2 separate regions of the Homo sapiens genome follow, and region 2 is linked to region 1. A link is an interaction called in ENCODE POLR2A ChIA-PET data of the cell type or tissue named here. Cell type or tissue: GM12878. All regions are shown on one strand.

Region 1 (4,000 bases):
TGAACTGCATTTCTATCCATATTCTGAATTTTACTTCTGTCATGTCAGCCATCTTAGCCTCAGCCTGGTTCTGAACCTTTGCTGGAGAGGTGATGTGGTCATTGGATGAGGGAAGGTACTGTGGCTTTTTGAGTTTTCAGCATTCTTGCAATAATTTTTTACCTTTGTGGGCCTGTCATCAATTTTTGAGGTTGCTGACCTTTGCTTATTTTTCTTTTTTATCTTATTTAATTACCTTGAGGGTTCATTGTGATATAAGGTGAATTCAGCCAATTGGCTTTGTTTCTGGAAGATTTTGGGGGACCAACATTCTGTTCCCAACTCCTGGACCACGTGCTTTAACTCCAGTGGACTTCTATTGGGTCTCAACTTTGTTCTCTGGCTCCTCAAGGTTTTGAGTCTTCTGAGCTGCGGTGGCCCAGGTGAAGCAGCTGCAGCAGAGTGCTAGTGAATGCAGAGGTGTCTGCCTCACTATGGTTGCTCATCACGAAGGCTGAAGCAAGGCAACTGGAGGAGGAGTGGAAGGCCCCTGCTGGAGACTGTGTGCTGTTACAGTGGAGGTGGTGTTGGATTAGGGTGGGTTGCTGGGCAGCACAATTCTGAGTCTCTTCTCTGTGCTCCACAAGTTAAGAGTGATCACTTAGGTTATGGGAGGATTTCCTGTTCTCTGTGCAGCTTTAGCACAAGGGTGGGGGACTGGCAGGGTCAGGGCTGTCTGGTTCTGTGCCTGCCAAGGCTACATCTGCAAAGGCTGTCAGTAGAGGGGAGGGGTGCAGTAGGAGGGTGTACTGCACTCCTGTGTGCTGCTGGGGCAAGTAAAGCTAAACTCACTCATGCAGATTTGCATCAGCACAGTGGCATGGGAAGTTGCTGTGGACTCAGGAGAAGCTGCAGTCTTGGGAGAGAACATGTAGACTGGGTGCATGGCTATAGGGGCCACCTTGCTGGAGTTCTCCAGTCAGGCACAGTCCACTGCTGCAGAAGCTATGGTGTGAGCCCCCAGGGCACCAAAGACTACCCTGTAAGCAGTCATGGCCAGGCTGGGGCCCTGGGGAAGGGCAGAAGTCCAAGGAGTGCTCAAGTTGAACCAGCCTCATCTGATGTGCAGAATTGCCCGGAAAAGACCAGGTTTGACAGTTCCCCTAGGGCTAAAGTCTATTATGTGACCAAGTTAAGCCTAAAGAGATGGCCTTTGATGGTCACACTTTGCTACAGATGCTCCCACACCAACCCCTCTTGGCTTCACATCAGCTGGCTTACTGCTCCACTACTTTGCTTGTCTCCTGGAGGATCCCCCCAGAGAGGTGCTGGTCAGCAATCACTCAATGCAATCATCCCAGGATGGAGACGCTGTTCTGTGGGCCCAAGCCAGGGGTTCCCTGTTTTGTGACTAGCAGTGAGATGTGTGGGATCCATGGGGGATGGTCAGGCCTCCTCTTCCTGAACCAACTGGAGCTTGTTGGGGGTGTGAATATGGCATTTAGGGTCTTTGATCCTTTGGTAGTCTGAGGGTAGCAAGGTAAATTCCACCACAGAAGCTGTGGCAGAGAGGCTTTCAGGGGCCCCTGGAGGCTCTGTCCAGGGAGTTTCCAAGTCGCTAATAGCTCAATAGTTCTGGCAGGGAGTGGCTAGAGGCCCAGGCTTGGGAGATCTGCCTGGTGAGGAGATATGGGAACAGGCAACCACATTACAGTCTGGTCACTTTTCTGTAGGGCTGCTGCAGTATGCTGGGGGCCCACTCCAGTCCCTAGTTGCCTCAGATTTTCCAGTACCTGAAGGTATTACCAGTGAAATATGAGAAACAGCAAAGATGGCAGCCTGCCCTTTTTCCGAATAGCTCTGTACCAGGGAGGTACAGACCTGTTGCTGGCCCAAACACACCTCTAAGAGGTGTCTGAAGACCCCAGTTGGGAGGTCTAACACAGTCAGAAGGACTGTGTTAATACCTCGGTGATGGGTTGATAGCTGCAGCAAAATACCATGGCACATATTTACCTATGTAACAAACCTTCACATCCTGGACATGTATCCTGGAACTTAAAATAAAACAAATACAATGAACAACAACAAAAATAAATTATTAATAAATAACAACTGAATGAAGAAAAGAAAGAAGAAAGAAAGAAAGAGAAAGAAAGAAAGAAAGAAAGAAAGAAAGAAAGAAAGAAAGAAAGAAAGAAAGAAAGAGAGAGAAAGAAAGAAAGAAAAGAAGGAAGGAAGGGAAAGAGAGACAAGGCAGGATGATGTCCCACCCAGGAGCAATGCAGAGGCAAATGAACCTCCCAGGGAAGTGATGAGTCAATGTGAAGCCCCAGGTAACATGCTTCTCCCACAGATCTCTGCAACCCTCGGGTCAGGAAGTTCCCTCATGAGCCCACTCCACCAGGGCCTTAAGTGTGACACACAGAGCTACGTGGAGTCTAAGTAGAGCAGCTGACCACATTTTCATAGAGCAGCTGTGCTGTGCTGGGGGTACATATCAGCCCCTGGTCACCTTGGAACCTCCAAACCTCAAAGGCAGGATTGGTTAGGTTGCCCAAACAGCAAAGATGACAGCCTGCCCCTTCCCCAGAAGCTCTATACTAACCCTATACCTGAAAACTCTGTCAGCTAAGGAACACCAGTGGCGGTACCCAAAATCCCTGTTGGGAGACTCCACCCAGTGATGAGGAGCAGGGTCAGGGATCCACTTAAAAAAGCAGTCTGCTCACACATTTTTGTAGGACTGCTTTGCTGTGCTGGGCTATCACTTTCACCCCAGTCATCTTGGACTGTTCAAAGCCTCCAAGTTGAAATTGCTAAGTCGCCCAAACAGCAAAGATGGCAGCCCACACCTCTTGCGAGCCCTCTCCCAGGGTGTTTTCAAATCTCTAGTGGCGGGAGAACACTGATTGGGGTGGCTAGAAGCCCCTGTTTGGAGGTCCCGCCCAATAGGAAGGAACAGGATCTGGAACCTGCTTAAAGAAGCAGTCTGGCCAAGTTTAGGTAGAGTAGATTTGCAACAGCTGAGGGATTCCTTCCACCCGCCCCCGGCCCAGTTCATCTGGACTCTCCAAAGCTCAAATGGCAGAACAGCTAAGTTGCTCAAACAGTAAAAATGGCAGTCCTCACTGCACACTACCCCTCTGCACCCAACCCCCAGCTCCATCCCCGGTAGGCACAACACTGCTACCATGACTGTCTGGAATTCCAAGCCAGTGGGTCTTATCCTGTGAGGTGTTGTGAGGGTGGCGCTTGCAGGTGGCCGCCTGAATTCAACCTCTTTGCTAGGAATATGGTCACATTCCTAACCTCCCACTTTGCCAGAACTACAGCTACTTTTGCCAGGAAGCCCAGAAAGCTGGGGTATCTAAAACTCCCAGGTCTCTACACATGCCTGAGCTGCTGCTCTGCCTAAACTCCATGTAGCTCTGTGTGTCACAATTAAGGCCCTGGTGGAGTGGGTTCATGAGGGGACTTCCTGACCCGAGGGTTGCAGAGATCTGTGGGAGAAGCATGTTACCTGGAGTTGCACATTCACTCATCACTTCCCTGGATCAGGGATGTTTGCTTGGCTCTGCATTGCTCCTGGATGGACCATCATCCTGCTTGCTTTCTTTTCTTTCCTTCCTTTCTTTCTTTCTTTCTTTCTTTCTTTCTTTCTTTCTTTCTTTCTTTCTTTCTTTCTTTCTTCCTTGCTTTCTTGCTTGCTTTCTTGCTTTCTTGCTTTCTTTTCTTGCTTTCTTTCTTGTCTTTCTTTCTTTCTTCTTTCTTTCTTTCTTTCCTTCCTTCCTTCTTTCTTTCTTGCTTTCTTTCTTTTCTTCCTTTCTTCTTCCTTTCCTTGTTCAAAGGTCATTTATTAATAATTTATTTTTGTTGTTGTTCTTCATTGTATTTGTTTTGTCTTAAGTTTCAGGATACATGTCCAGGATGTGCAGGTTTGTTACATAGGTAAATATGTGCCATGGTGGTTTGCTGCAGCTATCAACCCATCACCGAAGTATTAAGCCCGGAATGCATT
Region 2 (4,000 bases), 60 kb before region 1:
TGATTCAGGAAATATGAACATTTTAATAAAATTGCTTCTTCTAATCCACGAAAATTACATATCTTTTTATATTTTGTGTCCTCTTCAATTTTTTTGCACCAGTGTTTTGTAGTTTTTATTGTATATACCTTTCAGTTTATTGGTTAAGGTAAATTTTAGGTATTTAATTTTATTTGTTGCTCTTGTAAATGGAATTATATTTTTATTGCTTTTCTAGATTGTTTACTGTTAGCACATAGAAATGCTACTCATTTTGTATCTGCAACTTCATGAAATTTATTTATCAGTTTTAATTTTTTTTTTGGTGAAGCCTTCAGGTTTTTTGAATTATAAGACATATCATCTGCAAACAAGGATAATTTGACTTCTTCCTCTCAAATTTCAATGTCCTTTATTTCTTTAACTTGTCTTGTTGCTCTACCTACGACTTCCAGGACTATGCTGAACGACAATGGTGACAGTGGGAATCCTTGGTGTGTTCCAGATTTCAGAAGAAATACTTAGCTTTTTCCTGTTCAGTATGATACTAACTGTGGGTCTGTCACAGATGGATTCTATTAAGTTGAGGTATGTTTCTTGTACTCTCATTTTATTGAAGCTTTTATCAGGAAGATATTTTAAGCATTATCAAGTGTGTTTTCAGCATAAATTGAAATGTTCATATGGATTTTGTCCTTCATTCAGTTGATTAGATGTATTGCATTGATTGATTTCCATATACTTAATTTTGCTAACATCATTGAGCTAAATCCCAACTGGTCATAATGATTGATTTTTATTTAATGTGCTGTTGAATTGGATTTCTTAGTATTTTGTTCAGGATTTTTACACCAATATTTATCAGTGATATTAGTCTGTAGTTCTCTTTTAAAAAAAAATGTGTATTTTTCTGGTTTTCTATTTGCCCCATAGAATGAGTTTGGAAGTGTTCCTCTTATTCTATTTTTGCAGAGTTTGAAAGGTATTGATATTAGTTTTTGTTTTTTTTTTTAACTTTTTAATGTTTGGAAGTATTCAACAGTGAAGTGATTGGGTCCTGGGATTTTCTTTCCTAGGGTATGGCTTTGATTTTGTTACTCGTTATTTTTCCGGCCAGGGCAATCAAGCAAGAGAAAGAAATAAAGGGTATTTAAATAGGAAAAGAGGAAGTGAAATTATCTCTGTTTTCAGAAGACATGATTGTGTATTTAGAAAACCCCATCATCTCATCCCCAAATCTCCTTAAGCTGATAAGCAATTTCAGCAATGTCTCAGCATACAAAATAAATGTGCAAAAATTACAAGTATTCCTATACACCAATAACAGACAAATGGAGAGCCAAATCATTAGTGAACTCCCATTCACAATTGCTACAAAGAGAATAAAATACCTGGAAATAAAACTTAAAGGGATGTGAAGGACCTCTTCAAGGAGAACTACAAACCACTGTTCAAGGAAATGAGAGAGGACACAAACAAATGGAAAAACATTCCATGCTCATGGGTAGGAAGAATCAATATCATGAAAATGGCCACACTGCCCAAGGTAATTTATAGATTCAATGCTATCCCCATCAAGCTACCATTGACTTTCTTCACATGATTGGAGAAAACAACTTCAAACTTCATATGGAGCCAAAAAAGAGCCCACATAGCAAAGACAATCCTCAGAAAAAAAGAACAAAGCTGGAGGCATCATGCTACCTGACTTCAGACTATACTGCAAGGTTACAGTAACCAAAACAGCATGGTATTGGTACCAAAACAGGTATATAGTTCAATGGAACAGAACAGAGGCCTCAGAAATAATACCACACATCTACAACCAACTGATCTTTGACAAACCTGACACAAACAAGCAATGGGGAAGGGATTTCCTGTTTAATAAATGGTGTTCAGAAAACTGGCTCGTCATATGCAGAAAACTGAAACTGGACCCCTTCCTTACACGTTATACAAAAATTAACTCAAGATGATTAAGGACTTAAATGTAAGAACTAAATCCATAAAAATCCTAATTCAGGACACAAGCATGGACAGATTTTGGATATTTTTATGGTTCAATCTTGGTAATTGTTTGTGTCTAGGAATTTGTTCATTTCTCCTAGACTTTTGTAAATTTTCAGCATACAGTGGTTCATAGTAGCCACCGATGATCCTTTGCATTTCTGCAGTATCAATTATAATGTCTCCTTTTACATATCTGATTCTATTTATCTATGTTTTCTCTCTTCTTTTTAGTATAGCTAAAGGTTTATCAGTTTTGTTTATCTTCTCAAAAAAACCCAACTTTTTGTTTCATGGATATTTTGCACTTTTATTTTATTTCAAATTCATTTATTTCTGCTCTAATTCTTATCTTTTCTTTCCTTCCACTAATTTTCTGTTCATTTTGCTTTTGCTTTTCTTATTTTTAAAGATGCATTGTTAGGTTACTTATTTGAGGTTTTTCTTTTTTGTTGTCAGCACCTACAGGTATCTTTTTAGTGCTGCTTTCACTGAATCAGTTAGGTTTTGGTATCTTATGATTTTATTATATTTTTTGCAAGAAATTTTTTAAAGTTTAAAAATTTTTTCATTGATCCAATAGTCGTTAAAAAATCTATTGTTTAATTTCTATGTTTTTATATGGTTTTCAAAATTTCTCTTGTTATTGATTTATAGTTTTATTCCAGAGTAGTTAGATAAGATGCTTAATATTATTTCACTTTTTTTCTAAATTTTTAAAAATTTGCTTTGTAACTTAATATATGGTATCTCCTCAAGAATGATCCTTTCTTCAGCCACTGGATGAAATGTTCTGTAAATATTTGTTAGGTTCATTTGGTCTATTGTGCAGATTTAGTCCCATGTTTGTTTGTTAAATTTTTTTCTGAGAGATCTCTCCAGTGCTGAAAGTGGAGCATCAAAGTCTTCCATTCTTATCTTATTGGGGTCCATATCTTTTTTTATCTCTAATAATATTTACTTTATATATCTGGGTGACCCAGTGTTGGGTGCATATATATTTAAAATTGTTATATTGTCTTGCTGAATTGACTACTTTATCATTATTACATAGTGTACTTCATTGTCTTTCCTATTTTGTCTGATAAAAGTGTAATAACTCTTGCTCTTTTTTTGGTTTCCATTGACATGAAATATCTCTTTTCATCTCTTTATTTTCAGTCTATGAGTGTCTTCATAGCTGAAGTGTTTTTCTTGCAGGCAACAGAGAAATGGGTATTGTTTTTTTTCATTCATCCACTCACTCTATGTCTTGTCATTGGAGAGTTTAATCATTTACATTCAATGTTATTATTGATAAGTAGAGACTCCTTCCAATTTGTTATATATTTTATAATTTTTCTGTGGTCTTAGCTTTTTCTTTCTTTCCTCTCTAACTTCCTTTTAGTGAAAGCGATTTTCTCTGTACTATGCTTTAATTTCTTGCTTTTTAATTTATTTTGGTTTCAGTTGTATGTTTTTCTATTTGAGGTTAGCATGAGGTTTACACGTACTATCTTATCCATTATTTTAAACTGATGACAACTTAACACTGATTGCATAAACAAACATGCAAAAAGGAACTAATAAAAACTCTACACATTAATTTTATGTCTCTGATTTTTAACTTTTTATTGTTTCTCTTTATCACGTATCGTACTGTCTTGAAAAGTTGTTGTCGTTATCTTTTTTGATTGGTTTATCATTTACATTTCTACTTACATCAACAGTTTACACACCACAATTTCAGTGTTACACTATCCTGCGTTTTCTGTGTGCTTACTATTACCAATGAGTTTTGTAACTTCAGATGATTTCTTCTTGCTTATTAACACCCTTTTCTTTCAGCTAGAACTCTCTTTAGCATTTCTTATGCTACATATCTGCTGCTGATGAATTCTATAAGCTTTTGTTTGTTTGAGAAGATCTTTATTTCTCTTTCTTGATTAAAGGGTGTTTTTACTAGACATATCATTCTAAAGTAGAAGTTTTATTCTTCAGCTCTTTAAAAATATCGTGCCACTTTCTCCTGGCT

Evidence for each region. Peaks named below come from ENCODE experiments on the same cell type or tissue, not always from the same donor. Only the 100,000 strongest peaks of a DNase experiment are listed, where the experiment ranks them.
Region 2: POLR2A ChIA-PET joins it to region 1 with 8 read pairs; 3 of 35 experiments call an interaction of 5 or more read pairs at or near these places.

Annotation. Positions count from the first base shown.
Region 1 is chr4:69,500,279-69,504,278 of GRCh38, reverse strand. It overlaps a transcript of UGT2B4 not described here. Among named protein-coding and RNA genes, the nearest start is that of UGT2B4, 6.4 kb to the right of the region's middle. In GM12878, no CTCF peak of the experiment used is centred here; a DNase peak (open chromatin) is centred at 2,348.
Region 2 is chr4:69,560,770-69,564,769 of GRCh38, reverse strand. No RefSeq gene overlaps it. Among named protein-coding and RNA genes, the nearest start is that of UGT2B4, 67 kb to the right of the region's middle. In GM12878, no CTCF peak of the experiment used is centred here; no DNase peak of the experiment used is centred here.